2 separate regions of the Homo sapiens genome follow, and region 1 is linked to region 2. A link is a loop called in an ENCODE intact Hi-C map of the cell type or tissue named here. Cell type or tissue: endothelial cell of umbilical vein. All regions are shown on one strand. Region 1 overlaps UBTD1 (ubiquitin domain containing 1). Region 2 overlaps HOGA1 (4-hydroxy-2-oxoglutarate aldolase 1).

The links. A loop is a pair of places that touch in the nucleus more often than their neighbours do. Peaks named below come from ENCODE experiments on the same cell type or tissue, not always from the same donor. Only the 100,000 strongest peaks of a DNase experiment are listed, where the experiment ranks them.
Region 1: a loop joins it to region 2, with 2.7 times the contacts of the local background. A loop is called at or near these places in 1 of 110 quality-filtered maps.

Annotation. Positions count from the first base shown.
Region 1 is chr10:97,539,190-97,543,189 of GRCh38, reverse strand. All of the region lies in intron 1 of UBTD1 (ubiquitin domain containing 1), which reads right to left. It overlaps LOC124902488 (a long non-coding RNA gene), which reads left to right. Exons shown (of 3, transcript XR_007062259.1): 3 at 1-1,438. Among named protein-coding and RNA genes, the nearest start is that of ANKRD2, 32 kb to the left of the region's middle. RefSeq lists enhancers at 328-939, 940-1,552. In endothelial cell of umbilical vein, a CTCF peak has its summit at 2,189 (motif pointing left); a DNase peak (open chromatin) is centred at 809; H3K27ac peaks cover 2,489 bases.
Region 2 is chr10:97,595,201-97,599,200 of GRCh38, reverse strand. It overlaps HOGA1 (4-hydroxy-2-oxoglutarate aldolase 1), which reads right to left. Exons shown (of 7, transcript NM_138413.4): 2 at 298-426; 3 at 1-112. Among named protein-coding and RNA genes, the nearest start is that of C10orf62, 7.5 kb to the right of the region's middle. RefSeq lists an enhancer at 2,635-2,929. In endothelial cell of umbilical vein, no CTCF peak of the experiment used is centred here; DNase peaks (open chromatin) are centred at 2,310 and 2,980; H3K27ac peaks cover 2,996 bases.

The sequences.
Region 1 (4,000 bases), 56 kb after region 2:
CCCCAAGTGTCTCTTCTGACCCTCGGGGTCCGCATTGCACTCTAGCATGACTGTTCCCTGGGTGTTGTGCTGTGCTTGCAACTTCACTGTCACCTCTGGGAGGGCAGGCTCTTGAGAGGCAATCCAGTGTGGTCCACCAAAAACATGGTTCCTGGAGCCTGCTCCCTGGGATTCTGACTTACTTGCTCTGGAGTTTGGGAGCAGCAGAGAGGTTTAAAAGCTCTCTAGGTGATTCCAACATATGGCCAAGGCCGAGAAGTGCTGATCTAGAACCAGGCTGCCCAGCTGGCTGGCTGCTTTGGCTGGGTTTAATGAGGCCTCTGCGAGGGTTCTATGCCTGTGCTATGCCTGCATGAGGCTGACCATATGGACAGCCCTTATAGCCAGGGTGGTCAAAAGGCAAGAAGCAGGTGGCTCAGGGGACCCTCTGCTTAGGGAAACCCAGCTGCCCTGCCCAGAGGATAATCCCACTTTATAGACAGGAGAGGGCAAGCCGACCGGCCAAGAGCACAGGCTTCGGAGTCAGACAGCCTGGGACTGCAGCCCTGCTCTCCTTCCCAACAGGGAAGGCCCCTTCACCCTCCGCCTCCTGACTAAACTCAGCCTGGGGCCCAGTCTTTCCTGCCCAGTGTGGCCCATGGGACACTCTCTTTAGTGGGAACATGAAGGCCTCTTTTTCCAGGGCTGAGCCAGGGCCCTCCAGATAGAAAATGAGCAGCTCCAAGACAAGGGGATGAGTGGGAGAGCAGAGGGAGGGAGGTCCTGTTTCCTAAGAAACCCCCCACTCCCTCCCCAGCTGCTCTGGGCACAAAGAAGGGAAAAACCTGACTCATCAGTGCTGGTGTGACTCACAGGCCAACAAAACTGGCTTGCCAGACTGGTTGGGAGGGGAACCTGCTGCTGCCACCATAACTCGGGGCTGTGGGCAGGTAAAGCCCATCCCTCCATCCCTCTGGCTGTAGAGGACGCATCCTGCCCACCGCCAGATGCAGGGCCTGGGTGGTGGGCCTGGCTGGGGCACCACTCTCAGCCTGACCCCCGCCCTGGAACAGCCACAGCTGCTTCAGGAACTTATTAGCGAGGGGCGGAGCTGGGAGGGAAGACAACTCAGAGGCTTTGGAACACAGAGAGGTGGCTTTAAGAATCAGAGAGGAGGCCGGGCGTGGTGGATCATGCCTGTAATCCCAGCATTTTGGGAGGCCGAGGCAGGTGGATCACCTGAGGTCAGGAGTTCGAGACCAGCCTGGTAAACATGGTGAAACTCCATCTCTACTAAAAATACAAAAAATCAACTGGGTGTGGTGGCAGGCGCCTGTAATGCCAGCTACTCGGGAGGCTGAGGCAGGAGAATTTCTTAAACTAGGGAGGCGGAGGTTGCAGTGAGCCGAGATCGCACTACTGCACTCCAGCCTGGATGACAAGAGTGAAATTGCATCTCAAAAAAAAAAAAAAAAAAAAAAATCAGAGAGGACCTAGGTCTAACTCCCAACTCCACCCCCTCACAGGTGTGACCTGGAACAGCTGAACCTCTGGAACAGTTTCCACATCCATAAAATGGGAGCAATAATATCCTAATATCCACCTAGAGGGACTGCAGTGAGGACTGCAGTGCTGTGTGGAGCACACAGTAGGAGCTTGAAAATGGTAGCAATTACTTACTAGTTGTAGAAATACCAGTTTTATGATTATAAGGAGTTTTTTGTCTTTTTTTTGAGACAGGGTCTTGCTCTGTCATCCAGGCTGGAGTGCAGTGGTGTGATCATAGCCCACTGCAGCCTTGACCTCCTGCGCTCAAGCAATCCTCCCGTCTCAACCTCCCAAAGTAGCTGGGACTACAGGCACATACCACCACGCCTGGACAATTTTTAGATTTTTTGTAGAGATGAGATCTGCCTGTGTTGCCCAAGCTGGTCTCAAATTCTTGGGCTCAAGCAATCCTCCTGCCTCAGCCTCCCGAATTGCTAGGATTACAGGCATGAGCCACCGTGCCTGGTAAGATATTTTTTTACATGCTTCATTTCACTTAATCCTTGTAACGACCCTGTGTGACAAATATGACTACTCTTCTTTTACGGATGAGGACACTGAGGCAATGACAGGAATCCAGTGAGTGGTTTCAGGTCCTCTCACTCCCAGCCTGCTGCCTGTTCCAGACCCCGTCATGCCTACCAACTCCCCAGGGCAGCAAGACCAACCCCTAGTGGACACACACGCAGCTGACAAGCAGAGAAGCAGCGCTGCCTCCAGCCCAGGACACAAGGCCCAGCTGACACCATTGGCCAGTCCTACCCTGCCGCCCACACAGCCTGGCTGGGGTCTAACCCACATGGTGTCTCCAGAAATTGACTCGGCAATGCCCACGTCTGCCTCCATGCCAGGCTGTGAGCTCATCAAGGCAGCAGGTGGTCTCCTTCATGCTGACGTCTAGATACCCAGCTCCTAGCCTGGACCCAGATAAGCAGTACCAGTAGGTTGCCAAAAGGCTCAGATTCCAAACCTGAGAGAGAACCCTGGCTCTGCACTTATGTGCATGACTTAGGCATGTTATTCAACCTCTGAGAACCTCAGTTTCCGTATCTAGAAAATGGGGCTAATAACTATACCTTACAGGAGTAGCACAAGCACTACGGTAATAAGAATGACATGAACAAGAACTGCTAACATTTATTAAGTGCTTATCATATGCCAGGCAGTCTTCTAAACACTTCATATGTATTACATCATCTAATCCAAAGGCCACACAGCTGGGTGGTGGGCTGGCTCTGGAACTCCCATCCTGACCCCCACAAGATACTGCGTCTCCTGAGTGTCAGGGGACTGGTAGGTCACAAGCGCTCAGAACGTAGGTGGGAGTCTAGCCGATGCTCAGGAAGCAGTTCTAAGATGAATCAATGAATGAACCTCTTTCCATCTAATTCCATTTCCAGCACTTATTAACAAGTCCTATTCTGTGTACAGTCTAGCTGAGTTATTTGAAGTTCCTGTGAAATATAAAGCAAAAACCCACAAAAAAATGTGAAAAAACAAGACCTCAGTGAACAGAGCCTCCTTGCTCCCTCTATAGGAGGGTAACAGGATCCAGATTTCTGGAGGAGAGGCGATGACCCCAACCCTGGTGGTGCCATGCCCCTCCCCCTTCCTCAGAGAAGGTTCCAGATGGGAGGTGGCAGCCCCTCAGGAGAGGGGGCGGAAATGGTCAGAGGCTTTGGCTGCACCCAGCCCTCTGGGGGTGGTTGTTTGGAAGGGCCTCGGGCTGCACAGGCATCCCAGCTATTTGATTTGGCAATGCTTAAGGAGGTGGATCTGGAAGGAAGGGAGCTAACGGTGACAGAGCTGCCTCTAGGAGTTGGCCCTGGTGTCTGCACAGGGAGCAGGGAGAGACAGGGCCTCTTGTCCTCCCACACATCATATCCCCAGCCTCCCACCAGGCCACAAGAGCAGGACCCCCAACTAAACACAGCCCCACTTCCCTCCATGCAGGCCGTCCCCTCCCCCAAGAAAGGCTTGAGGGAGTAGGCAGGTGAGGCCTGTTTTGGGTGTTAACAACCAGTCTTGAACTTTTTTAAAAAACAGCAAAACTTCTTTTTTTTTTTTTGAAATGGGGCCTCTCTCTGTCACCCAGGCTGGAGTGCACGGGCACAATCACAGCTCACTGCAGCCTCCACCTCCTGGGCTCAAGAGATCCTCCTACCTTAGCCTCCCGAGTAGCTGGGACCACAAGTGTGCATCACCACACCCAGCTAATTTTTAAATTTTTGTAGAGACAGGGTCTCTCCCTTTGTTGCCCACACTGGTCTTGAACTCCTGAGCTCAACTGATCCTCCCGCCTTAGCCTCCTAAAGGGCTGGGATTCCAGGTGTGAGCCACTGCTCCCAGCCCAAAACTTTTTTTCGAAGTTAGTGAAAGGCTTTGAAAGAAGCCTATCTGAGGCCGGTAAAGTGGAGCTGTTCAGGGTTGGGGTTGTTGTTCCCCTGCCCATCCCTCCTGACACCTCCAGAAA
Region 2 (4,000 bases):
ATGAGGGCCGCACTGCTCATGCGGCCACGATAGTAGCAAGGGGTCACCACCATGGCCGCGTCAGCCCCGACCTGGGCCATGCTGACGGTCATCTCCACTGTGGCTTGAGTGGCTGCCAGAGGAAGGAGAGAGGTGAGAGCAGGCAGAAGGAGGCCTGGACCAGGACACTGGGCCAAGCGAAGGTGCCTCAGCATGTCCCAGAAGAGGCAGAACAAGGAGACAGGACCCAAGCTAGGGCCTAGGAGCCTGGATCCTGCACATCCACCCACCCCCAGGGCCCAGGGCATTCTGGCTCACACTCGCATCCGGAGCCAGCTAGCAGGAGCCTGTTCTTGGGCATGGCCTGGCGCACACGGCTCACCACCTCGAGGCGCTCACTGCTGGTCAGGAAAGGAAACTCGCCATTGGAGCCCTGGACCACGAAGCCTGCAAGAGACACAGCTGACTAACTCCTTCCCATCCTCTACCGAACAACTAGGACATTGGTGTTCCTACCTTACGACACCATAATCTTTCACACATTTCCTTCCCATCTTTGCAGACAGAAGGTTCCCACACAGCTGCAATGACTGTTCACATCATTTTTCTTTTTTAGACACAGGGTCTCACTCTGTTGCCCAGGCTGGGATGCAGTGGCTCAACCATAGCTTGCTGCAGTTTCGACCTTCTGGGCTCAAGTGATCCTTATGTAATAAGGTTATTACAATTTTAAGCCTTGTAGAAATGGAATTAAGCTTAAATAGCCTTCTGCAGTTTGCTGTTTGTTTAATACTATTTTTTGAGCTTTGTTCATAAAAGCACACGTAGCCCTGATTCATTCATTTTAATTGCTGTATAGTATTCTGTTGTAAGGTTAGAACACAATTTATTTGTCATTCTCTTGTTGAGAGCATTTAGAATGTTTCCTTCTTTTGGCTGGGCCTGGTGGCTCACACCTATAATTTCAGCACTTTAGGAGGCCAAGGTGGGTGGATCGCTTGAGCCCAGGAGTTCAAAACCAGGCAGGGCAGCATGGCTGCCTGTCTCTACCAAAAAATGGCCTACCTGTCTCTACCAAAAAAGAAAAAAGAAGAAAAGAATGTTTTCTTCTATTTGCTATTGCAAACAATGCTGAAACAAACATTTTCTGTAAAGTCTTCTGTGCATATGTCTAAGAGTTCCTCTAGAGTTCAGATACTTTGGTGTGTTAATTGCTGAGTCATAGCTATGTGCACCTTCATCTGTGACACATTTTTTATGTATTTACTTTTTCTTTGAGGGTCTCACTCTGTCACCCAGGCTGGAGTGCAGTGTCACAATCACGGCTCACGGCAGCCTTAGCCCCCCAGGTTCAAGTGATCCTCCTGTCTTAGCCAGCTAGGATTACAGGCATGAGCTACCATGCCCAACTAATTTGTGTAGTTTTTTTTGTAGAGATGGAGTTTCACTATTTTGCCCAGGCTGGCTCGAATTCCTGGGCCCAGGTGATCCTCCCACCTTAGCCTCCAGAAGTGCTGGGATTACAGTCATGAGCCCCCATGCCTGACTGTGCGCCACATTTCTAATCAATCAGTGTAGACCTCAGGAGCAGCATAGAATGTCATACATGCCAAATCATGGTATTGTCAGAACAAATTTTTGCCAACTTTCTGGGTGAAAAGTGAATCTCATTGCTTTATTTTGCGTTTTCCTGTTTTTATCAATCACTTACTTGGGATATGTCTAACCAGTATACCTGTACCAGTTACAGGTGAGCCACAGTGCCCAGCCCGCTTAACTTTCTCTTTCTTCTTCTTTCTCCTCTCTATCCCACTCCATTAAAGAAAAAAAAAATGGCAGTAGTTTACAAACACAGAGTACAATACAACAGGATTCTTAATTAATAGAAGGATATTTGGGCCTGTAATCCCAGCACTTCAGGAGGCTAAGATGGGGGGATCACTTGAGGCCAGAAGTTCGAGACCACCTTGGGTAACAAAGTGAGACCCTGACTTTACAAAAAAATAAAAAATAAATAAACCAGGTGCATTTGAAGCTGCAGTGAACTATGATTGTGCCACTGCACTCCAGCCTGGGTGACAGAGCAAGACCCTGTCTCAAAAAAAAAAAAAAAATTGGAGGCTATTTGGGAGAAGGAAATGAAAATAAGGCCACAAGCAGTATTGGTATACAAAGTTCCTGCCATATAGTTGTGAGAAATGAGCCAGAAATTCGATGTGGAGTTTCCTGATAGCCAGAGCTAAAAGGGAAACATGGTCAGCTAACAGACATGTAGAACCCAAAAGATAAAAGCAAAGCAACTGCCCCGGAGAAACACAGAGTTTCCTGGCACTGGGACCAAGAGAAATTGTTCCTGTGAGTCATCCTTCAGGGGACACTGTGTGATGTAGACTCCACTTCATTCCACCAACTTTTTCCATGCTGTTCACTACACCGTCAGATTCCAGAGTGAGTTGCCAGGATATCAGGATATCTCTCATTGGATATTTAGCTGCTTTTTTTTTTTTTTTTTTGGTAGTTATTTTGCATTGGTAACATTGCAGGGAACGTCTGGAGGCACACAGCTTCTCGCTCCTGTGGGATTGCTTCTGGGGGATTGATTCCTGTGTGTCAGGCTAGCAGCCCAAGGAAGGGCCTCCCTGTGTCTTGCTACATGGGGCTGCAGTGCTCTCCGTAAAAGCTGCCAGCCCTGGGTGAGGACTCCAATCTAGCTACGATTGGACCAGCACCCTCTGACTAAAGAGTCAAAGATCAAACTCTTGCCACTCTCTCTGTTCCAATACCAAAGTCATCTTCCTCCCCAACCCTGCCTGCCGTCCTGGGCTGGGGCAGGTTCTTGCTGCGGCCACTGATTCAGCCACCATCACCCTCTTCCTTCACCTCTCATCCTGCTGGTCAGTTCCAGGGGCCCTACAGGTGGAGCTGGTCTAAACAGCAGGACAGCTGAGGCTTGCACTCTGGGAGTCAGAAGCAGACACTGTGCTCAAAGCTTCTATGACACAGCCCTCTCTTCTGTCTCATTGAAGGGGGCAACTGACTCATGCCTGACTCCCAAGAAGGAAGAAGTGCCTGGCTGGAGAAGAGGGAGTGTGGCGTAGTCAGGGCAGCACTAGACTCAAGAGTCACCTCTGGATATTGAACAAGTCACATCACATCTTTGAGTCTGTTTCCTTTTCTATGGGATGACAGTGAAATCATTTCAATCCTAGCTTATAGGACTGTTTTAAAGGATAAGAAAATGTCCCAGAAATCTGTGAGTGGGTACCCCAAAGAGCCCCTCCTTCACCCTGGTTAGATGTCCAGGTGTGAGCCTGATGTGTCCCTGTTAGTGTAGAGAGGGGGCCAGAGGAGAGGAAAAGGCCAGGATCTCCAATGAAGCAGGGACTGGGGAAAAAGCAGAAAAGCAGAGGGCTCACAGAAGAGGGGTCAGATGCACAGGCCCTGAAGTCAGAGAAGCCCAGGCTAACTCAATTAAAAAATAGTGATGATATTAGTGCCTTTCTCAGAGTTTTGTTTTGTTTTGTTTTGAGACAGAGTCTCACTCTGTTGCCCAGGCTGGAGTGCAGTGGTGCGACCTCGGCTCACTGCAGCCTCTGTCTCCCAGGCTCAAGCAATTATCCTGCCTCAGCCTCCTGAGTAGCTGGGATTACAGGCACCTGACACCATGCCGGCTAATTTTTGTATTTTTAGTAGAGACAGGGTTTCACCATGTTGGCCAGGCTGGTCTCGAACTCCTGGCCTCAGGTGATCCGCCTGCCTTGGCCTCCCAAAGTGCTGGGGATTATGGGCATGAGCCATCACACCCAGCCTCTCAGAGTTGTTTTGAAGTTTAAATGAGATACTATTTATAAAGTACTTCGAATAGAACCTGGTGCTCAATAAGTGTTAGCTGTCATTCTTATGGAGTCAGGAGAAAGTGCTCAAACCTTAAATCAGGAGGGTGGCTGGTGTTGAAGGGGAGGCTGCTCTCAATGACCTCTCATTGTACACCTACTGTGATATTAGGAGTGGGTGTACAAGG